Linked DNA regions of Homo sapiens: regions 1 and 3 are each linked to region 2. A link is a loop called in an ENCODE intact Hi-C map of the cell type or tissue named here. Cell type or tissue: heart right ventricle. All regions are shown on one strand. Region 1 overlaps IGFBP2 (insulin like growth factor binding protein 2). Region 2 has its middle 36 kb from the start of RPL37A. Region 3 holds the start of IGFBP2 (insulin like growth factor binding protein 2).

The links. A loop is a pair of places that touch in the nucleus more often than their neighbours do. Peaks named below come from ENCODE experiments on the same cell type or tissue, not always from the same donor. Only the 100,000 strongest peaks of a DNase experiment are listed, where the experiment ranks them.
Region 1: a loop joins it to region 2, with 2.3 times the contacts of the local background. A loop is called at or near these places in 14 of 110 quality-filtered maps.
Region 3: it touches region 2 in a loop (2.1-fold over the local background); 13 of 110 quality-filtered maps call a loop at or near these places.

Annotation. Positions count from the first base shown.
Region 1 is chr2:216,644,049-216,652,048 of GRCh38, forward strand. The region is part of intron 1 of IGFBP2 (insulin like growth factor binding protein 2); the gene reads left to right. Among named protein-coding and RNA genes, the nearest start is that of IGFBP2, 15 kb to the left of the region's middle. RefSeq lists an enhancer at 1-171. In heart right ventricle, no CTCF peak of the experiment used is centred here; no DNase peak of the experiment used is centred here; H3K27ac peaks cover 2,022 bases.
Region 2 is chr2:216,530,790-216,538,789 of GRCh38, forward strand. No RefSeq gene overlaps it. Among named protein-coding and RNA genes, the nearest start is that of RPL37A, 36 kb to the left of the region's middle. In heart right ventricle, no CTCF peak of the experiment used is centred here; DNase peaks (open chromatin) are centred at 3,102, 4,802 and 6,089; H3K4me3 peaks cover 595 bases; H3K27ac peaks cover 6,834 bases.
Region 3 is chr2:216,633,048-216,641,047 of GRCh38, forward strand. It overlaps IGFBP2 (insulin like growth factor binding protein 2), which reads left to right and starts at 373. Exons shown (of 4, transcript NM_000597.3): 1 at 373-918. The coding sequence starts at 477. In heart right ventricle, no CTCF peak of the experiment used is centred here; a DNase peak (open chromatin) is centred at 291; H3K4me3 peaks cover 4,383 bases; H3K27ac peaks cover 4,692 bases.

The sequences.
Region 1 (8,000 bases), 110 kb after region 2:
AGGGAAGATCTGGGCTGGCTCAGCCCCTGGGTGTCAGTCAAGACTCAGAGGGAGACTTTGCTCAAAAAGCCAGCCCTCCCGGAAAGAAATACAGAGCAACTGTAGTCAGGAATTTTTCCCTTTCCTTTTTTCTGTGGGCGGGGGGAGGGACACTTGGCAGTCTTTGGGGCCCTTCTGGCTGCCAGCCCCACATCTCTTCCTGGCTGTTGGGAGGCAGGGCAGGAGGGAAGATTGGGGAGAAGGGGGCAGGGGCTGGCAAACACCCAGCTGCTGGGCAGTGGAATTCGTCCATAGGCCCTGGTGGAGTTGGCCTCTAGTGAAGCCTGGGGAGGTTTCTAATTAGTGGAGGACGGTGAAGGTGTGGCAGCCTGTGTTCATTCAAGGAACTGAGCTCTCTGAGCCAGGAAGTCAAAGGGAAGAGGGGGACTGAGTCCCGGAAGGCCTTGGTAGGTGGGGAGGAAGTTGTACCTACTCAGTGTGTTCCATCCTATTAGAAGTTGAGAAGAGGGGGGTGTTTCAGCTGGAGTGATTCAGGTTGGACTCTGGGGGTGCAGAGAGTCAGTCATTGGCACTAAGCAAAGGGAGCCACCTCAAAGAATAAGTGATATAACAGTGATAAACAAAATGGCTTTGTTCTAGACATTGCCTGCTTCTACCAGAAAGCTCATTTTGTTTTTTTTGTTTGTTTTATATTCTTCCCCTCTCCCACTTCCTGCCCCAGCTCTGTTTTAGCCTCGAGATTCTCTCCACTTAACAAATGAAGAAATCAAGGCTACATTCAGGTTCAACTGCCAAGGCAAGCACAGACCAGATTGTAGTCTGGGTCTCTAGATTCTTCCAGCTCTCCATTTCACCAGACTCACACATGCAGAAAAGCAGTGAATTATATACTGCTTCTTGGAAGAGCTCCTTTTCCCTGGGAAGTAGTAATTAAGGCATATCTTCTCAAAAATGTTCCTTTATGCAACTCTCTAGGAAGTTTCTTTTAGGTCTATTGTCTTTACTTCTGGATGGAGGTGCCAAGTTGCCTCTGGGTGGTGAACTTGTTTTCTAAAATGCCCGAGGCCAAGAACAAAATGAAAATGGCAATTCCCTTGTGCCCTGTGCCCTGCCCCGTGACTTCCTGATAATGCTGAGCAGTTGCTATAGCAACAGTGGTGGGAGGTGTGTCAGGCAGGATAAAGGGGGTGGGGGTAGGACAGGTTTACTGGATCAAAGAGGCTTTTGCGGTTGAGTAGGGCTGCTGACATGACTGATAGCCTACTTCTAGGGAAAGATGGGGGTCCCATAGAGATGGGGAGGGGAAGAAATGAAGCCCTGGGGCTAAAAGGTCTTGCTTGAGAGTCTTTCCTTAGGTGATGCCAAGTGACCAGGTGCCATCTGGTTGGTTAACAACCTGGGCTTGGTTTTGGCCACTGGCTACATGACTTTGTGCAGTTGGCCTCCAGCTCTATAGTTCATTTATCAAGTGTGAGGGGGATAAGAAATTACCAACCTCATGTGCCTGCTTGATAACAAAGGTAAACATGCAAGCCACGTAGCACAGAAACTCAGATAATCAAATGAGGTAGTGCAGGTTCTGATTCTTGCAATACAGGAGAACAGGAGAATGGCAGACACCGCTTTTGGACGTTTTCTGATTGGTCATTTCAAGAATCCTGTTAGCAGGTGTGACTTATTCCCTTGAGTGTGGCTTACCTGGACAGCTGCCACTTTGCTTTGGAAAGCCTCCAGTGAGTCCAGAGAGGAGTCAATGGTTGAGAGTTTTCCAGGGGGCAGTCATGACCCTCGATGCCATTGTGCCTGTGGTTCTACCAACAGCTTAATGACCAACCATGTCCCATTTATGCCCCAGAAGTTAGGACTCCCACTTGAGGCTCTGCTGGTTGTCTCTGGTTTGGTTCACTGCCTCTTAAACCTTGAGAGCATAGCCAAGGAAGGTAATTGATGTGATATACTATCAGACAAAATTAGTGAACTTTAGTTGAAGACAGAGAAAAGCATGGTGACCTATTTAAAGACACTTATTTATATTCAAGACACTTCTTGTGCTGGTTTGAGAGTGGCCGGCAATCCTGGACATCTTTGCAGGTTTTAAATTTCTTTTTGCATCCTGTGGGTTCAATTTGTCAGGCCTGGAATATCTGAGAGCAGAGTTATGGGGATGGAGAAGAGGACAGTGGAAGGGGAGGGTGGTGGGAAAGGTTGGTAGGATTCAGCCTTTGTTACACTATGGGAGTGGGGCTGTGGGATTGCATCATCGAAACTGAATTGTTTGAATGTGGGTCTTAGGACAGGCATGTGTCCTTCCCATCCCATCTCATGGTTCCACTTGCTCACTGCCTTTCTTGACTTGCTCACTGCCTTTCTTGACTCTTAACCACTCTTGCTGATACGGGCTCTAGATGAGGCAAAGGCCAGAAGAATGAGAAAAAGAGTTAATGTAACAGGGTACTCTTGGGCAAGTGCTAGATGCTCTTTGATAGTGTATTAGTCTGTTTTCACGCTGCTGATAAAGACATACCCAAGACTGGGTAATTTACAAAAGAAAGAGGTTTAATAGACTCACAGTTCCATGTGGCTGGGGAGGCCTCACAATCATGGTGGGAGGTGAAGGCACGTCTCACATGGTGGCAGACAAGAGAGCTTGTGCAGGGAAACTCCCCTTTATAAAACCATCAGATCTCATGAGACTTGTTCACTATCACGAGAACAGCATGGGAAAGACCTACCCCGATGATTCAATTACCTCCCACTGGGTCCCTCCTACAACATGTAGGAATTGTGGGAGCTACAATTCATGGTGAGATTTGGGTGGGGACACAGCCAAACCATATCAGATGGTCACCTTTTCTAATGTGTAAACATTAATTGAGCACATGCTGTGTGTCAGCTAGGAGACCATATGAAAAAGCAGTTGTCATACCACCTGTAACACATGCTTTTTCATGCTGGAGGGGGACAAGAAAAGCATTTTAGAAAGGTGAATAAAGAAGAAACCAAGGCAGCAGAGATGTATATACATCCTATGCAAATAAACAGGTAGCTCTTGGTCACTAAAAGAGCTTAACCAAGTCTCTTGGGAAGAGCTTGATGTTAAATAATGAAGTCCCTTCATGGTAAATAAAGTTATGAAAGTAAGAGAATCAAGTTGGACAGGCTTCTACTTCTTCAGTCTTGGAAGAAAAAAAAAAGCAGTGTCTTCCTTCCTAAAATGTTAATTGAGGACACAGAATGTCTTCTCACCTGTCCTTCATTCACTAAGTATGGAAAGCTGTACGGAAGCTAAGACCAAGTTTATGTCTTCAGGAAGCTTCTGTCCTTAGGAGGACTAAGAAAATGCACAGACCTACAGCTTTTTGGCAATGGACTCAGGCTAGAGTGCTGTGAAGAAAGTTGGGTCAAATTACCAGAAGACTTTACCCAGCAGTGCTTTTCTTTTTTAAAATTTTGTAAAATTTTTATTTATTTATTTATTTTATTTATTTTGAGACAGAGTCCCCCTGTTATGCCCAGGCTGGAGTGCAGTGGCGTGATCTCGGCTTACCGCAAGCTCCGCCTCCCGGGTTTGCACCATTCTCCTGCCTCAGCCTCCTGAGTAGCTGGGACTACAGGCGCCCACCACCACGCCTGGCTAATTTTTTGTATTTTTTAGTAGAGACGGGGTTTCACCATGTTAGCCAGGATGGTCTCGATTTGCTGACCTCGTGATCTGCCCGCCTTGGCCTCCCAAAGTGCTGGGATTACAGGGGTGAGCCACTGCGCCCGGCCCTTATTTATTTGTTTTTTTGAGACAAGCTCTGGCTCTGTCACCTAGGCTGGAATGCAATTGCACGATCTCAGCTCACTGCAACCTCCACCTCCCGGGCTCAAGCCATCCTCCCAGCTATGGCAGTGCTTTTCATCAATGCAATCAAGTGACCTTTGGACACTTGGAGGCCATATTGTTCATCCTTCTTCCTTCTCAAAAGGTTTCTCCTAAGTTATACCAGAGGGAGTCTGTGCAATTTCTTCCCATCTGCAATTTATCAGATTTGTTTTGTTCTTTCTTATGAAATTCTTGGATGGCTTCTAACTTGGATCTCTCCTGTTTTAGTTTAAGGCTGTTTTCTCTCTGGTCCTTGGGGAGACAGAACGGCTCCTTCCCTTCCCTTGGGTTTTCCTGGCCCTTGGACACCTCCACCACTCAGCACCCTCTGGCAGCACCAGGATGGATTTGTCCCTTGGCTTTCAGTTCTCAGGCCTGAGTCATCTTGATTACTTCATCTTCCCCTTCTTAATTCTGTGACCCTCTTCTACTACCTTTGGGTCTTCTTTCTGACTCATTTCCGAGTTCTTCATGGCATAGAGAACAGGCCAGGAGCCCAGGGCTAGGTTCTGACTGGTGGACAAGTGACCCTGGTAACATCATTGCCCTGGCCAGTGAGAGTGGTGGTGAAGTCCGCCATGTCACTATCGTTTGGTCCTCTTCCAGTAGGGCTTCAGGGACACTTGAGGTTACTGATAGCTCTGCTTGATGAGGAAGATGAGGGGTGGTTGGTGTGAGAGGTGACTTTTTTGTTTTTGTTTTTATTTTTGAGACAGAGCCTCTCACTCTGTCACCCAGGCTGGAGTCAGTGGCGCGATCTTGGCTCACTGCAACCTTCGCCTCCCGGGTTCAAGCGATTCTTCTGCCTCAGCCTCCTGAGTAGCTGGGATTACAGGCATGCACCACCATGCCTGGCTAATTTTTGTATTTTTACTAGAGACGGGGTTTCACCATATTGGCCAGGCTGGTCTCGAACTCCTGACCTCGTGATCCACCTGTCTTGGCCTCCCAAAGTGCTGGGATTACAGGCATGAGCCACCGCGCCCAGCCCTGAGAGGTGACTTTTTTAAAAGAATATTTAAAAAATGCAGAAAAGTACAAAGAACAATGTAATAACACAAGTCTACCACCCAGAACCGTGGGCGGTTGATATTTTGTCCACTAGCACGCAGTACTTACTTAGTGTTTATCTTTCTTAGCTAAGCAGACTTGCATATATGTGATAGATGACTAATATGCCTATGTTTGCATATATTGCATCTATATGCATATATATGATAGATGACCAATATTGTCCAAATTGTTTTGTGAAAATAAATTGAAAATGCACATAAAGGTTTTATTTTCCCTCTTAACATTAGGTGTCTGAGATCTAATGTTGACATCCATAGGTCAGAAATATTCTTTTTAACTGCTATATATTGTTCCTTTGTATTACCCTACTGGTTTTATTTATCCATTCACCTGTTGAAACACTTTTGGATCTGGTTGCTAATAGTGTTTTTACAACTACAAGTAATGCTGTAATGACCATTTTTGTACATGTGTCCCTGTGCACATGTAGAGAGAAGAATTGCTGGGTCAGGCACATTCTTCCCATTCCCATAGTCCCTGGTTCAAGTTTGAATCAAAGCACAGTCTACTCACTTGGGCCTCAGCAACTAGGTCACCTTGCCAGGTTCCTGGATGGCTTTAGTTGAACCCAAGGAGAAATGTTTGGGACCCGTGGAAAGGAGTGAAAGCTGATAGTGCTGTTTGCCATCTTGATATCAGTTTCTCTGGCTCTTCAAGGACAGCTTGGCTCACGGGGCCCCAGAGGACCTTGGCTGAATTTGAGCATGTTTTTGTTTTCTCAAACTGTCTGCCTCAGCCCTGACCCTCCCCAGGTCTTTGCAATTCCAGGAATGACCCTGATGTTTATAAAGGAGCCCTTTGGAGAGTGCACAGGCAGGGAGGCTCTGGAGAGGCTGTGCTGTTTCTGTTCACTCGGGGGGAGCCCGAGATGAGATGGCAGCATGAGGGCATACTCTAGAAACCTCCATGACGCCAGGCCAGGAGAGGCCCCTCTGCATGTATCCAAGCAAGCATATGTGTCTGTTTACAAACCCATGAGTGGATGAGCTTACAAGGCTGTGTCTCTGCAAAGCTTATACCCGAGACCACCTCTCTTGAAAAGAAGAGGCATTGTTCTCGCCTCACCAGGAAGTTCTTCAGGAAACAGACAGAACAGAGAGAATCACAAAGGCATGGGGGCCTGGCAATGCCAGAGCTTGAGAGGAGAGGTATCATTCAACATACAGATTCCTTAGTCCTTGCCTCTGACTTTCTGGGGCTGGGGTCCAGGGCTCTTATTTTTAGCAAGCTCATCAGATGATTTCTGATGAAGAGCTATGTTTGGGAACTTCTGACTGGGTCTAATTCCCTGAATTTACAGATGAGTACACTGACACCTGCGCAAGTTGAACACCCTGCTTAGCGTCACTCAGAATCCCAGGGGTGGTGGTGAAGTCAGGATCGAACCTCAGTCCTTCCTCCCACACTGGGACTGCTTGGCCAAGGCTTCGAACCCAAAAGCTGGTGCTCCAAAGGAAATCCAAAAAGAGTTTGCAGAGTGGTTTGACGTGGAGGGGATTCATCGGCCAGGTGGGGGCTCTCTGCCCTCCCTTGGTGGTGCATCATCTCCTGTAGGTGTTTTGTCACCGTGGAAGGGCAGTAGCCTGTGCCTGTTGGGCTTGCCACTCAACAGAGGTCACTGAGCTCTTCCGCACTCAGCTGGGTGATTGGCCTGTGGTAGCTGCAGGTGGAGGGAGATGATTCTCAGAAGAGAAAGGCCAGTTCTTGCAGTCGTGTGATCTTATAACCTAGGGGACTTGTGGATCTGAAACATCTGAGAAGGCTGTTTGCAGTTATTTACTACCACAAAGGAAACTGGGAGAGGAGGGACCACCTGTTGGAAAACCATGCTCAGAAGTGACTGGTCTGTTGCTGAAGGATGGAAGGATATCAGGTGTTGCATGGCTGGCTCCCTTGCAGGAAGGAAGGGCTCAGGGGGTGAGAAGGAATAGGAAGGGAGTTTACAATGAATGAAGCTGGGTGTCCTCAGGAGATAGATGGACCAGTTGGGGTGATGTCATTAACTAAGCTGGAATGTGTCCTGAGTGCCAGCCTATACCGCGACAGACATCTGTGCACACTATTCAGAATTCCAGTGTGAGAGGCCACTGCCCCCTCTGACCTTTTGAAAAAAAAAGTCAGGGGAAGACACATAAACAGTGTCACTCACCCACAAAGTCTCAGGACCTCAGGTTAAACTTTAGCTAAAGAAGTAACAAATAGAACCCCCATTTTACCTTCCTCTTTCCTAACTTCTGCCTCCCTCCCTCCCACCAGCATGGCCTGAATTACTAATCCCAGCCTGTTGGTGGGCTGTGCTATTGAACATAGTGGCCACATGCTAGATGGAGTTTGGTGACCACCATCAGCCATCCAAAGAGGACTGGCTTCAAATTCTCTCCAACAAAAGCTGTTTCTTGTATGTGCTGGCGTGTTTATGAGCCCTGTCTCAACTGAGCATGCGTGGTGATTATGAGCTACTGCCTGACCTCCTTCCCTTTGTCCCTCCCGCTAAATTCTGTAAACAAAGTTAAAGTAATTTAGGCAAATTCATTCTTGCTTAAGGACTTCTATTAAATGGCAGAGAGCTTTGATATTTAGCAATGTATAAAATTTGTACAATCAAAACCAAGCTTTAGAAGAAATATGCAATAGATCATATTGCAGAACTCTCATGACTCATTTTTTCCATGCATTTGGCCATTCTACAAATCAGACATTACCTAGCCTTCCCCTCACATGGCAGATATAACTTTTATTTACCCATTCAAGAAATTGATTGTTCACACATTCCTTTTTCTTTGAAACAAGGTCTTGCTTTGTCGCCCAGGCTGGAGTGTAGTGGTGTAATCTTGGCTCACTGCAAGAAGTGAACTCCGCCTGCTGGGTTCAAGCGATTCTTGTGCCTCAGCCTCTCAAGTAGCTGGGACCTCAGGCATGTGCCACCATGCCCAGCTAATTTTTGTATTTTTGGTAGAGACAGGTTTTTGCTATGTTGGCCAGGCTGGTCTTGAACTCCTGGCCTCAAATGACCCGCCCACCTCAGCCTCCCAAAGTGCTGGGATTACAGGCATGAGCC
Region 2 (8,000 bases):
CCAGCCCACATGTAAGGAATGGAGAGTTATGTTCCCTCTTCTGGAGGGTACAATATCTACATCAATTATTTAGGATTCTCCTATAGGATTTTTTTTTCTCTTTCCATTTATTCAGTTACTTATATCAGTATGGATATTTATTTTACATTATTTTTGGGTTACAAATCAACACTACTTCATTTTATTGCTTAATTTTTTCCAGCTTTGTTCATTGGTAGCTCTTTCAGTTGGCTCCTGCATCCCTTTGACATATCCCCATTATGGTACGATTTTTTTTTTTTTGAGGCAGAGTCTCGCTCTGTCGCCCAGGCTGGAGTGCAGTGGCTCGATCTTGGCTCACTGCAAGCTCCGCCTCCTGGGTTCATGCCATTCTCCTGCCTCAGCCTCCGGAATAGCTGGGACTACAGGCGCCTGCCACCACGCCTGGCTAATTTTTTGTGTTTTTAGTAGAGAAGGGGTTTCACCGTGTTAGCCAGGATGGTCTCGATCTCCTGACATCATGATCCGCCCGCCTCGGTCTCCCAAAGTGTTGGGATTATAGGCGTGAGCCACAGCGCCCGGCCCATTTTGTTTTGTTTTTTAAGACAGCATACATCTGTTGCCCAGGCTGAAATGCAGTGGCACAATCATAGCTCACTGCAACCTCAAACTCCTGTGCTCAAGTGAACCCTCCTTCCTCAGCCTCCTGAGTAGCTGGGACTACAGGCATGCACCACCGCACCTGGCTAATTAAAAAAAAATTGGGGGCCGGGCATGGTGGCTTATGCCTGTAATCCCAGCACTTTGGGAGGCCAAAGAAGATGGATCGCTTGAGACCAGGAATTTGAGACCAGCCTGGGCAACATGACAAAACCTTGTCTCTACCCAAAATACAAAAAAATTAGCCGGGCGTGGTGGCACATCCCTATAGTACCAGCTACTTGGGAGGCTGAGGTGGGAAGATTGCTTGAGCTTAGGAGGCAGATGTTGCAGTGAGCTGAGATTGAGTCACTGCCCTCCAGCCTGGGTAACAGAGTGAGACCCTGTCTCAAAAACAAAAACAAAGAAAAGAAAAAGAAAAAAGAAAATTGCAGGGGGAGAATTATACATAATTTAGTGTGGTCTTGCTATGTTGCCCAGCAGATCTTGAACTCCTGGGCTCAAGTGGTCTTCCCACCTTGGCCTCCCAAAGTGCTGGGATTACAGGCATGTGCCACCGTGCCCAGCTGTATTGTAGGTTTTTTAAAAAATTCGTTGTTGATCACTTCTTTATTTTCTGGTATTTCAAGATATTCCAAACTCATTTTGTATATTTCTTGCTACAGTCCTACTAGAATCAGACATTTCTTCAAAGAACGCTAGTTCTTTTTATATTGGACAGTGTTACTAGAAACCAAGATCTGGATGCTAAGTGTACTTATAGCTACTGGGATGTTAAGTCACATTTTTAATTTGCTGAAAGCATTTAAGATTGCCTATATTTCTAGTCTCTCCTTAATTCCCTGATAATTCCTATTAAAACTAACTGGTCGCCTCACAGTTTCCCCAAAAGCCTTTGGGGTTTTACTCTTTTTGTTTGTTTGTTTTTTAAGATTTGTCCTCACTTTGTTTAAATCCTTCCTGTCCTTCAAGCTTTAGGCCTCCTTCTGCCACCACCTCCCACCCTACCACCCAGTTTCCTTTTTGACATTGCTGCCTCTTATCTCCTGCTTCAGGAGGCTCCAGCAATGCAAATGCAACAGAAGCCTGATTTATTCTTGGAAACAGTTCCATGAAAACCAAGCAGGAAGGAATTTAGAAAGGAATATAGCAGCTATATAATATCTTTTGCCTCTATTTTTTTAAAATTTAGTTTTGTGGTTTGAACCCAGATAGCCAGACTATCAGTTTTATTAGGGCTTTTTTTTTTTTTTTTTTTTTTGTCTTTCCAAGATTCAGATGGAAGCACCTGGATTGAGTTTTGTGACTCACGGCCAGAGCTGAACTTTGAATCCTGTGCCCAAGCACTGTATTTGTGAAGCAGCAGGAACAGAGAGAAGCAGTGAAGGTGGGCGATGCTTTGAGATCACTTTGTCCAGACTATCTAGTTTTACAGATGTGGAAACTAAGACCCAGGGAAGGGAAGAAATCATACCCAGAGACATATAACTCATATAACTCATTAAAGGAAGAGTTGGGTCTAGAAGAATTTTTTTTTTTTAACTATAGGATCGGCCAGGCTGTGTCTAGAATCTCTTTATTGGTGTTCCAGTGTGCTTTCTGCTGCGGTGTAAGGACTTAAGATTGTTTTCCCTAAGAAATTTGTCTTAAAATCCCCATCCTGTAACCCCGAGGCACCCAATGACATCCTGGTAGAGGGAGCAGCCCAGTTTTTCAAAGATGCATGCATTTTGGACCAGTGAGACCTGAATTGAAAGCCTAGCTCCATCCCTTAACAGCCATCTGATCTCCAGGCAATCTCTCAGATTCTCAGTTTTCTTATCTGTAAAATGGGCATAAGGATGCCTGGGCCACAGGTGTGTTTTATGGCTTAAGCAAAAGCATGGTTATGAAGGCACCTGGAGCATACCAAGCACATAACTGGTGCTCAGCATTTCTTCAAGGATCATTCTGTGGCTTCCCATGTGTATACCTGGTATCCTGAAACAAATAGAAACCTCCTGGGTTACTTTTACTTCCTTTGTGTCTCTACAAAACTGGACACACAACAGGTGTTCAAAAGCCCTTGCTGGATGAAGGAATGCCACAAAGCTCACCCCATAGGGAGACAATGGAGGGGCAAAAGGTGTTTGTGCAGTGTGAAGGAGAAGGAAAACAGGTGAGTGAGGCAGATGGGCGATGGAACAGCTGGGCCAAGCGCTCATTCTACATTCAGACTGAGTACTCTTCAGGGAGAGGGATTGCCTGAGGCTTCCCAGGGAGAGATATGCTGAGCCAGGCCTCTGCCCAGTGGTCAGGGTGGAGACTGGATAAAGAATCAGGGAGCCTGAAGCCCCTGTGCTTTCATCATTTCCAGCCTCCTGCCCCTGCTTGGGGCCTGGGCACGTTCACAGCTGAACAAGATGCGGCAGGAAACCCTGAATCAAGGGGGTGAAGGCATTAATGAAGCTGAGCTGACTTCTGGCTCTAAATTCCTTTCCCTTTGCTTCCAGGCTTGCTGTGGCCTGTTGTCTCTGCCCGGCAGAGTCTGGTGGCTGCTCTCATTTCACATCATATTGCGAGCTGGATGAAAGCAAGAACCAAGGCGGCTCAGCACGCATAAAGGCAAGTCAGAATCTGGAGACCAAGATTTATTGCTGCAGAGATGGGTGCCCTTTTTGTAGCATGACTTTTATGGAAAGGGCAGTTTTCTTTGCATTAAGTTTGTCTGTAAGAGTCAGTATGACCTAGAGCAGGGGCTAGCAAACTTTTTCTGAAAAAATTAGATAGGGAATATAGGCTTTAAGGGGCATGCAGTGTCTCCTGCAAATATTTCAACACTTCTGTTATAGCAGCCAATGTATAGTTGGCAGGACTATACATTATATAATGTATAGATGAACAGATGTGGCTGTGTTCCAGTAGAACTTTATTTATGGACACTAAAATTTAAATTCCATATAACTTTCATGTGTCACAAAATATTAATCTTTTCATTTTTTTCAACTATTTAGAAGTGTAAAAACCCACCTTGGCTTGATGGCCATACCAAAACAAGCCCTAGGTCAGATGGCAGAAGGCGGTCTGCAGACCTGTTCAGGGTACAGCATGGCCTTGGGAGTCAGACAGGCTTGGATTCAAACCCGGCCTCAGCTCTATGCTTGCTCTCCAACCTTGTTGGGTGACTTAATCTCTCTGAATCTATCCATATATAGGGACAATTTCCTATCCATATATAGGGATAATAACGTCTACCTTAGAGGTTGTTAGTGGGCAATAAGTGAAGTTACAAAGAACCTAACATGGACCATTTGAAGTCCTTGATAGGAGGATGTTATTATTATTGCTTCTCTCAACCTCATCCTTAAGAACACTAGTAATGAGAGCTGAAAGCAATATTCTACTCTGCACATCTACCCAGAACCTCTGAAGTCTATTTATAAAGGCAGTCATCATAGGCTTTTTACAAAAACTATAACGCCCTGCTTTTTGCCACAATTAACTCATCTTTTTTGTTCCAATTCACTTCAACTTAACACATGCTCACAAAGCACAACTTTGCACAAGGCTCAGAGTGCAGCAGGATTGGAAAGTTGAACTTGACACAGTTCCTGCCAAAAGATAGGTATCTCTCTAGAAGGGGACATAAGATACAAATCCAAACAACCATAAATCAAAAAAGCATGTGGAATAAGACCTCCAAGAGTGGCAATCATGTCTCCCATTTACTAAGTACCAGGCACTGTACTAAATGCTTTCTTTATATATGTTGATCTTATTATATAACCTCATGAGGAGGGGACTGTTATTATTCCCATTTGATAAGTGGGAGAATGGAGACAGGGAGATCATGAAGGTCCTTGCCAAAGGTCACACTTAAGTGAGCAGAGAACAGAGAATCAGAACAGAGATCCAGACCTGGCTGATGCAGGAGCCAGAACTTTCCCCACTGGCTTCAAGTGCCCCTGGAGCTCAGGAAGTCCATCCTGGCTCTGACGGCTGGGAAAGAGTCACAGAGGGGGCTTTCGAGCTGTCCCTGAAGCCTGGGGAGGTTTACTCCAGGCATGGATGGGAGTAGGGATGGGAGGATTCAGTCCCAGAACAGCGTGAGCAAATATGCTGCAGTGGGAATGTGGAATGCTCTCAGGCGTGTTGGGGGAACAGCAAGCAGCGTGGGAGTGTAGGGTGCATTCCGTACCAGTGTCCTTTCCCTCCGTGGACCTCCGGATGCCTCAGGGAGGGGCGGGGGAGAGGCAAAAGGTCTGATGACTTCACCAGACTTACATAAACAGGAACTTCCTTGCAACAAAGTATGACCTTCTCATTTTAAAACAATTTGCCAGGCAGTGTATTCCACTCTTCAATCTTGCTTTTCTGTCCATAACTCCTCCCCCAACTTCCGGATTCTGCTTTCCTAGTGTGAAGGAGATGCCAAATTATGTCATAAAAACAGTGCTGGGCATAGAAGTGGCACGCGTCTGAACAGGCACTGTGTGACCCTAGGCTGGTCACTTTCCCTCTCTTGCCTCAGTTCCTGCAAACATAAAATTAGGAGTTAGGTGATAACCTGAGTGCTTTCCAGTGATAACCTTCCAAATTATGGCATACTAAGCCTGTCTCAGTAAGGGAAGCAGCCTTCACCTCTAGCTTGGAGTAGGTGATGCCACTTTGTAGCAACATTAAACAACTGCAGTTCCTGGACTTGATGGGGGCTGGGATTAGAATTTCGAGCCTTTAACTTGTCAATGTGCTGCTTAGATAACTTGCTCCTTACTGGAGTTCATGGGAATCCATGTTCTTTGCCCATCCATCCACCAACACATCAACTTTTAATTAATTCATTTATTTATCTACACCTAGTCCCTGGAGCCAGACTGCCTGAGTTTGAATCCTGGCTCTACTAGCTCTGTGACCATGGTTAAGTTACAGAACCTCTCTGTGCCTTAGTTTCTTCTTCTGTAAGACAGGGATAACAGTAGAATCTGCCTTACAGGGTTGTGAGGATTAAATTGGTTCATGTGTGCACACACACACACATAAATAAAATATCAAGTGCTTAAAACCACTCATGGCATGTAGTAAGCATGATATAAGTGTGTACTATTATTGTTATGTTTGAAGCATGTTTTAAGTAATAGTGTGTGCTGGATGCTCTGTTAGCATCTTTTTCTATGAAACATAGCACTCTTCCCTACTGCCTTACAAGGTAGGTGTTATGAGCCTGCTTTTCGTATGAAGAAATGAAGGATTGAAGAGTTGACATGCCTTTTCTGAGATGTGCCATGGACTAGGCTGCAGAGGACAACCAGACACATCAGCAGGGCCCAGGAGGGAGAGGCTGGAAAGAGCGGGCAGATCACTGCCTGCCCCTGTCACCTAATAGCCAGCTCACATGGCTTCCCTGCTCTGCTATCTGGTTCTTGCTGCAACCCAGACTCCTGCTGATGTCTTGTCTTGAACTGTGTAACCTGTCAACACATGAGAATCATTTGCAGCGACTGGGGAGTGACGTGATTCAGGAGCAGGGGAGGGGAGCTCGTGGAGAACAGAAAACTGCTGCTCCATTTTGGAGCTGCCTTTCAGCCTGGCCAAATGGGAAACTTCCTGCTTAGAAACAGTCAGGACATTAATACTCAGATGAGTGAAGACACACATGTCTCCACTAACATCCCAGGCGGATCAGACTGATTATGCCGCACTGTAGTGCAATTTCCTCTTGGTTTTTATTTCTTTGGCTCAACATTGTGCAGATGGTAAGCTCTGCTCACTGAAAATATGGAAATGATAAAATAGAAATATGAGACATTTGGATATCACTTGAGCTGAAACTTGACACTGCAGGTCTGATTGAAAATCCAGCAGGCCTCTTTCAAGACCCTTTACTGTGGCTCCTCGTTTGCTTCAGGAGGCCCCTGACAAACTTGCCCAGTTCTCCCTAAATCCTGCTATTGTTAGCTCTGGCCTGGGCCACCTGCTTTCTCCTCACCAGAGATATTCGGCCAGATGATCCTTACCATTAAAGTCCCAGGATGTGTGTGCATGAGCACACACACACACACACACACACCACATATGCACCACACACATGCGTGCACATAAGTGCACACACCACACATCACATATGTGCACACATACCACACACATGCACCACACGTGTGCACATATGCACATGCCACACCTGTACATGCACACACTGCACGCACACACATGCATACACATAAGCATATACCACATGCATACCATACATCACACACCACACACCATATACATGCATGCACATACAAAATTACATGCATCACACACCACACACATGCATGCACACATACCACACATACATACATCATACCTGCATGTATGCACACACACACACACCACACATACATCCCCACACACAAACACACATGCCTTTTAGGTGCTACCCAGGACTCCCCTTCTAGCTTTAAACTCTTCATGGAGAACTTTCTGCTGTCCACTGAACCTTTAGAGTTTCTCTTTCTTTTCTTTCTTTTTTTTTTTTGAGACTGAGTCTTGCTCTGCCACCCAGGCTGGAGCACAGTGGTGTTATCTTGGCTCACTGCAACCTCCGCCTCCCAGGTTCAAGCGATTCTTCTGCCTTAGCCTCCTGAGTAGCTGGGATTACAGGTGAGTGCCACCACGCCTGGCTAATTTTTGTGTATTTAGTAGAGATGGGTTTTCACCATGTTGGCCAGGCTGGTCTCGAACTCCTGACCTCAGGTGATCCACCCACCTCTGCCCCCCAAAGTGCTGGGATTACAAGCATGAGCCACCGCACCCAGCCACTGGAGTTTCTCTTTCATACTTTCCATGGGACAAAGCACCTTCCTCTGTCCTTTGAGCTCTATCTCCTTCCTCCTCCAGAGCCCAGTTTCCAGAGCACCTCCTCCAGAAAGTCCTCCTTATTTTCCCCATCTTTGGTCAGGCTTCTATTTGCCCTAGTGGCCTGTACCTGTTTTAAAGTCTGCTGTCAACACAGAGATGCAACTTTTTTAAAGTTTCAGGATGCCTTTCTCGTTCTCTAGGCCCTGCTGCACTGGAGCCCGGAGCCGTCACTCCTCTATACTTCTGGTGATTTCCGCATTGATTGCAGATTCCAAGGCAACTTGGGTCTCTGCAGTATCATTGGGGGCCGATTGGAATTCTTGAAACCCTCTTCCCCACCCCACTCTCTGACTAGACCAATTTTAGTTTAATCAAACCTCAAGACTATATTTTCACCTGTTCCCTTTAATAATTAACTTGCTTCGAGGAATCCAAGAGAACCCAGACACAGTGACTGCTGACCTAGTTACTGACCCATCCTAATGACGCCTCTCCCAGAGGTTCATCCTCCGGGCTCTGGCCCATTTCGTGTGAGAAAGTGA
Region 3 (8,000 bases), 100 kb after region 2:
CAGCGGTTAGCCCAGTGCCGGCCACAGGGGAAGCGCGCAAACGAAGTCCTCGCGAACTGAACTGAGAGCAGACAAAAGCACGCGCTCTTCTCCACCGCCACGCCGGTCCTACCCAAACCCGCGAGTTATCCGTATTCTCCTTCAGGAGTCATAGTCAGGCCAGAAGAGTGCGGAGGGACGGGGCCCGGGAAGAGCAGGGAACCCCCAGAGCCCGCAGCCAACGCGGAGGTGGGCGAGCGGGCGTGCGCGCACTCACTTGCCGGCGCGAGGGAGTGTCGGGGGGGAAGGGAGTGGTCTCCAAAAGGGGGAGGGGAGAAGGCAGGGGGCGGGGAGAAGCCGGCCCTTTAGGACCCGGCTGCGGCGGCGAGGGAGGAGGAAGAAGCGGAGGAGGCGGCTCCCGCGCTCGCAGGGCCGTGCCACCTGCCCGCCCGCCCGCTCGCTCGCTCGCCCGCCGCGCCGCGCTGCCGACCGCCAGCATGCTGCCGAGAGTGGGCTGCCCCGCGCTGCCGCTGCCGCCGCCGCCGCTGCTGCCGCTGCTGCTGCTGCTACTGGGCGCGAGTGGCGGCGGCGGCGGGGCGCGCGCGGAGGTGCTGTTCCGCTGCCCGCCCTGCACACCCGAGCGCCTGGCCGCCTGCGGGCCCCCGCCGGTTGCGCCGCCCGCCGCGGTGGCCGCAGTGGCCGGAGGCGCCCGCATGCCATGCGCGGAGCTCGTCCGGGAGCCGGGCTGCGGCTGCTGCTCGGTGTGCGCCCGGCTGGAGGGCGAGGCGTGCGGCGTCTACACCCCGCGCTGCGGCCAGGGGCTGCGCTGCTATCCCCACCCGGGCTCCGAGCTGCCCCTGCAGGCGCTGGTCATGGGCGAGGGCACTTGTGAGAAGCGCCGGGACGCCGAGTATGGCGCCAGCCCGGAGCAGGTTGCAGGTAACGCGGTCTGGAACAAGTAGTTGGGAGAAACTTGGAGGGCAGCGGAGAAGCCCGACGGGCGGCTGGACCTTACGGACGGTTTTAGGGGCGGCAGAGCCGAGACCTTGGACCAAATCAAGGGGGACTGTTGCTAGCGGGACGCGGAAGTCAGGCCCGGGGAGGGGAACTGGAGTTAGAGCAAGTGGAAGAGCCCTGGCGACTCATTTGGTGGGGATGAATGGGGAGAGGAAAGGCATCCCTGCTGCCATAGTTTTACCCGCGTGGAACGGACCCAGACTTCTATTCTGGAGGAGGGATTTGCTGAGAAGGGGGCCGGTGGTCAGATCCATGGGAGTAGGAACTCGAATCTTATTTGGGGCACTGCTTGAGGACCCAAGGGTCCTGGTGGGATCGCTGCTGGGAGGCGGAGGCTGCGGGGTGCCAGTGACACCAGGAACCTTGGAAGAGGAGAGGGAGCTAGGAGGAGGCACCGGCGTCCCAAGGGGCCCTTCCTTCTACTGGGGTTGTGAGTTGGAAAGAAAGGACTTGGTACTTTGTAGGATGAGTCGCTTAGGAGAAAAATGAAAACCACCACTACTATTTCTCCATAGGGAACGAGCAGGGCTCTTGCTACCACGTTGAATGGAAAAATAAAAGGGAGGCATTTGGTAGGCGAGGGGTCTCCTAGCAGCTGAATCAATGTAACTTAAGCCCGATCGCCGGCTGCATTCCCTGGACGGGGGCAGCCAGGCTGTGCGGTTTCGCATCTGGGCCCCAGATCGAAAGGCAGGAGAGATGCGTTGCCACCCCCCACCCCCGCCCCTATCTTAAATTGAGGGACCCTTTCCTGTAGGATAGAATGAGGACCCGATATTCTTTGTTCAGGGGCCCTCATCCCTCCCAAAAAGTTATTTGAGGGACACAACCAGGCTCTAAGGAGGTTACTTTTTTTTTTTTTTAATTACGAAAGCCTCCTGCCCCAGTGGTCGGGAGGAAGCTGTAATTATTTTCTTTCCTCTTGGAGACAGTGGTGAAATGTGTCCACTGCCTGCTGCTGTTGTTGAAAAAGCAAGTGAGTCTTAAGTTTCTCAAACTTAAAAAGAAAAAGTGAAAAGAAGAATGCTTGCTTTTTAGCTTCTGAGGTCTTCGTAAGCCCCCCACCCCATGCACCAACCCGCCTCCCTTCTCCTGGTCGGCTATTGTTTTTTTCCCTGTTCTCCTTGAGAATGGAATTAGGGGTCAGAGTTGAAATCTTTCTTCTGTTTCTCTAGCACATTTTGCTCTGGAGTACAGAGCAAGTTAGGGCTTCCTCTGAGTGGAGCCTCTCAGTCCCTTTCTTCTCCCTCGGCTCGCTTCCTTCCCTAGCCTGCCTGGAAGTTAACCCTTCCCTCCTGCTTCTCTTAGAAAGTAACAATAAAAGGAAAAAGCCCCCACGAAATCCTTTCACTGCGGGGTGCCTGTCCCCCAGTCATGCGTTCCTCCTCATCACCCCTCGTGGTCCACCGGGGAGGTGCTGTGCAGTTTCTGAGCTGAACTCTGACAAACTAAACATCTTCCTCAGCAGGGTGAACTTTTTGAAAGGCCTCTAAGTTCATAGGATGGTTTGGCTGCTGACTGTTTTAATAAAGTGTGTGATGCCTTTCCTTCTTTAACGTTTTACTTTTTTTTTTTTCCTACTCTTCATTCGTCTTATTCTAAGCCTGAAAACCAATTCTACTTCCCAAATCCCTGAAGCCGGTTAGGGTCTTTAGCCAGGAACAGATGCGGCAGATTTTCTCCCATTCACTTTTCCCTGGAGCCTGAAGGGGGTGGGGGGTAGTTGTCAGGGGAGGCCAGGGACAATGGGGTGAGTTCATGGGAAGAATGTCACTCTGGATTTTCTGCCTGGTTATGGGACTCCCTTCCGCCAGCTTGCCCCAGCTGCGTTCTCCTCCCCAGTGCCCAGACGCCTTCCGCATTTTTGTGCACCGGCCTGGGAAGAGGGGATGTTAAGCAGGGGTGGAAGGTGGGGGGTGGGGCTGGAAGCTGAGTGGGTGCACTCAAAAGAAGTGACCAATGTCAGGGGTGCCTGAGAAAGAGTCGGGCTGGGGGAGGGGAGCACTTTGGGAAGGAGCCTGAGCTTGCAAGGGTGCAGGAGAAAAAGGGGTCAAGGTTGGAGGCTTTTGTGTGGGAGAGGGTCTTAGGCTGGGGCAGAGACTGGAGTCACTGGATGGAGAGTGCTGGGTCCGAGTTGGGTGGGGCCTGGCCCAGACGGAGATCTTAGCACTGAATCCTCTGCCTCCCACTCCATCTCCCGTCCCGTCTTCTCTCCTCTCCGAAGAATGAGCACCCCCCCTCCAGCCTGCATTCCTCTTTGAGCAGGTTGCTTTTGAGAATTTTAAACATACCCTCTTATTTCGAGGCAGCGAACCTCAGCAGTTCCGGCTTTGCTGTTAGCTCTTTTGTCTTTGTTCCCGGGACTCAGGGGCTGTGTTGCTGCTGGCTTCCTGGGGATGGCAAGGATGCAGGGGTGGGGGTGGGCACATCAGTGGGTGGAAGGAGTGGGTGGTGGTGAGCCTGTATCCCACGGGGACGATGGGCTGGGGCTTGTTGGTTCAAAGAAACTGAGAAGTCAGTCTTGGGGGAAGGGGTGGGTAGGCCTAGAAGAAAAACCGAAAGGAGACCCTGAGATCTGCTTGAAGTTGGGACTCTAAAAGCGTGTGTATGTGTTTGGTGGTGGAGTGGATAGAAGTGCCTAGAAATGTCAGGGTCGAGGAGGGAACAGGGTTGGGCCAGTCCAGGCCCTTTCAGAATTAAGGCTGGGCTAGACCGGTTCCTTCAGTATCTCCCCAGCCTCCTTCCCTACCGTGTACAATGCAGGGGATTATGCTGAGGGGCGGGGCCGCCCGAGTGGCCGTTTGGCCCGCTGCACGTATAAAGGTGCTACAGAAATGTGTAGTCGTTCAAAGTCCCAGGGCGGGCAGACAGGCAGGCAGGCAGGCGGGCGGGCGGGCGGGCGGGCGGGCCTGGGGAGGCTCTGCATCTGCAGTTGCCGGGGAAGAATAAAGGGGGGAAGAGGCAAGCACTGATTTACAGTGGTTCAGTGCAGCTTCAAAAAAAAAGGGGGAAAAAGCAATGGGACTTCTGGCTCAGAGTACTGCTTTGCATCTCGTCTTGCATAAATTTGCATACTGAGTTCAAAGTCGTAAAATAGACTAGGGAAATGAGTGGGATCTACTGTCACTGATTGTTAACACCACTACCTTCCACCTCCCCTCCCCCCATCTGGACAGAACTCCCGGCACTAGTTCTGCTAAGCAGCGCTGCCTGAGTCACCAGTCACCACTGTTCATGAAAGAAGGAGATGGGGAAGCGCCTGTCTAGGAGACCAAGCAGGGTGTGGCAGTGTGCACCCTGGCCTCGGAGGCAGGGCCTCTCTGAAGGGTGTGGCCCGACAGATTCTGGACCAGTGAGGCAAGTGGTGTTCTTTCTGACGCCTGGGGCTGCCGTTGCCCATGGTGGGCTGCAGTTTGAGGAAGCTGCAGAATCCGGGTCTTCTTTGTTTGAAATTTCCCTACTCAGCTTCCACATATGTCCAAAACATTTACTGTGATAAGTCCCTTTGTGTGGTGGTAATGACCCACTTCTTTAGACAAGATATTTGAGGAAGGTTCGAGAACAGAAAAATTCTACTTAACAATGTTAAGGAATCTGAGAAAAGTGGGGCACAGGAGTCTCTAGGTTAGAATAGGTGGTAGAGCCTGGAAGGAGAGAAGAACCCATCTGTTGTATTCCCGAGGGTCTGCCCACACAATGGCTCTTGGCCAAGTGGACTGTTGAGCTTCCTGTCAGGCAGAGGGAAGAGGGAGGCTTAGATAGTTCTCACTGTTGGCCTACTTCAGCACTGAGCTTCAAGACTTTCAGGCAAATCATTCCTTCAGGCTCAGAGGCTGGAAATTAGTTCTATAAAAATGCCATGGGGCCGGTCGCATTGGCTCATGCCTGTAATCCCAGCACTTTGGGAGGCCGAGGCAGGTGGATCACAAGGTCAGGAGTTTGGAGACCAGCCTGGCCAGTATAGTGAAACCTCTTCTCTGCTACAAATACAAAAATTAGCTGGGCATGGTGGAGCATGCCTGTAGTCCCAGCTGCTTGGGAGGCTGAGGCAGGAGAATTGCTTGAACCCGGGAGGTGGAGCTTGCAGTGAGCTGGGATTGCATCACTGCTCTCCAGCCCGGGCAACAGAGCAAAAAAACTCCGTCTCAAAAAATAAATAAAATAAAAATGCCACGGGTTGGCCAGGCGCGGTGGCTCACGCCTGTAATTCCAGCACTTAGGGAGGCTGAGGTGGGCAGATCACCTAAGGCCAGGAGTTCAAGACCAGCCTGGCTAACATAGTGAAACCCCATCTCTACTAAAAATGCAAAAATTAGTTGGGCATGGTGGCACCTGCCTGTAGTCCCAGCTGCTCGGGACTCTGAGGTAGGAGAATCGCTTGAACCTGGGAACTGGAGGTTGCAGTGAGCCGAGATGGCGCCACTCCACTCCAGCCTGGGCAACAAGAGTGAAACTCCGTCTCAAAAATAAAATAAAATAAAAATAAAAATAAAAAGCCATGGGTTACCTGAAAGTAGGAGCATATCCATTCACTCATTATCTGACCTTTGAGGGCTGACTTGGAGAGAACTGTTCTCTGGCCCAGTCATCAGGTGGCTTCCAGTTGGTTCTCAGCTGGGCTGTTCACACCCATAGAAAATGGGAGGTACGACTGTTCAATTTCTTTTTTTTTTTGAGACGGAGACTCGCTCTCTTGCCCAGGCTGGAGTGCAGTGGTGCGATCTCGGCTCACTGCAAGCTCCGTCTCCTGGGTTCACGCCATTCTCCTGCCTCAGCCTCCCGAGTAGTTGGGACTACAGGCACCTGCCACCACGCCCGGCTAACTTTTTGTATTTTTTAGTAGAGACGGGGTTTCACAGTGTTAGCCAGGATGGTCTCGATCTCCTGACCTCATGATCCGCCCACCTCGGCCTCCCAAAGTGCTGGGGATTACAGGCATGAGCCACGGTGCCCGACCAGGCTAATTTTTTTTTTTTTTTTTTTTTTTGAGACGGAGTCTTGCTCCGTCGCCCAGGCTGGAGTGCAGTCGCCCAGCCTGGAGTGCAGTGGCGTGATCTTGGCTCACTGCAAGCTCTGCTTCCTGGGTTCACGCCATTGTCCTGCCTCAGCCTCCCGAGTAGTTGGGAATTCACGCATGCACCACCATACACGGTTAATATTTTTGTATTTTTAGTAGAGGCAGGGTTTTACCATGTTGGCCAGGTTGGTCTCAAACTCGTGAACCTCAAGTGATCTGCCCGCCTTGGCCTCCCAAAGTGCTGGGATTACAGGCATGAGCTACCGCACCTGGCCACAACTGTTCGATATTGATATGAGGAAGTTCTGAAAATTCTGCACCAAAGGGAATGGAGAACAGGTAAATACCTATGATGCCTGGCAGGATAGGACAGGGGGCTGCTGAAAGGAATGAAGGAGGAGCAGAACAAAAAGGGGCTGTGAGGCCACATCCACATCTGCTTTTGTTGTTGGTCCTTCCCGCGTACTAGAAGACTGTACCCAAAAGAAAAGAAAAAAGCTTGTTTTTTTTTTGTTTGTTTTTTTGTTTTTACAAAGAGTCTGTGTATCTGGGAATTGTTATTTTTATTTGTATTATTATTTTTATTCATTTATTTATTTCAAGACCGAGTTTTGCTCTGTCACCCAGGCTGGAGTGCAGTGGCGCAATCTCGGTTCACGGCAACCTCTGCCTCCCGAGTTCAAGCAATTCTCCTGCCTCAGCCCCCCAAGTAGCTGGAATTATAGACACCTGCCACCATGCCTGGCTAATTTTTGTATTTTTAGTAGAGACAGGTTTTCACCATGTTGGCCAGGCTGGTCTCGAACTCTGGACCTCAGGTGATCCTCCCGCCTTGGCCTCCCAAAGTGCTGTGAGTACAGGCGTGAACCACTGCACCTGGCCTATTTTAATTTTTTAAGGAACTCTGTATCCAGGGAGTGCATTTCGTCTCAGCCTTTCTCTGTATGTTCCCGACTCCCTCTTCCTCCTCCTGCCTTCTCCATGCTGTCCTCTTTGTCCCTGCAGACCATTCTTTCCTTTCCCACACTTCTCCCTTCCATGCCTTTCCTACTCCGGCTCAGCTAGAACACCTGCTTGCTAGGTAGGTGGGTGGGGCTCAAAAATGGTGTGGAAAATATAGTGGTCTCAGCCTCAGAGATCCATCCAATCAGAGGGATATTATGTAGGTGACTGGAGACTATAATGCTTGAAAAAACTAGAATCCTTAAATGAGGAGGGTGGTTGACTGGGCTTTGAGGGAAAGGACTTCTATAGGCCAGGGAATGGGATTCTCTCCTATAAGAGTTAGCACTAGCGCTGCTTCTGCTGAAACCAAGGCATAGAAGCGGGAGATGATGTTTGAATTCATGAGGGAAGCTGGTAACGTGGTTGGCAGATATTCTAGATCCCTCTGCTTATCCTGTCTCTGGCCAGCAATTCACTGAGATGGCAGGCAGCCGCCAGGAGATTGGTGGTGCTCGCATCTGTCCTCACCCTATTATGAACTGGCTTCTGTGCCTGCTTTGTCTCCTGTCTTCCACCTCCCTGCGAGGGAGGCCGTTCTACCTCCATTTTGCAGGTGTGGACACTGGGTGACTCAGCGATACGAAAATGCTGAGAGGCTAACCTGGGTACCTTCCCACTGCACCCCTCTACCTCCGTGGCCGGGTAAGGAGTTGGGCTGTTGGTAGAGAAAAGCTTTTGACCGTATCAACCAGCAGTTTTGTTCCTGGACAGCTGCCATGTGCAGGTGATGTATGGGGCACAGTAAATTTCTGCCAGATTTCAATTATGTAGATTCCCTTGACTCCATGGACAGTTACAAGTCCTGGAGTTTGGGGACCTCACAGTTGTAAGTAGCCAGCATACAGAGGTCAGTCAAGAGGGACAAGAAGGTCACAGGGTGGGCCTCTTGAGAGAAGAGCTGCTGGGTAGCAGATGATGGTGCAGGCAGCCTGGCCTTTGCTGTCATATTGACCGGGGTTGGTTCCATTGCAACCCTGTCTCT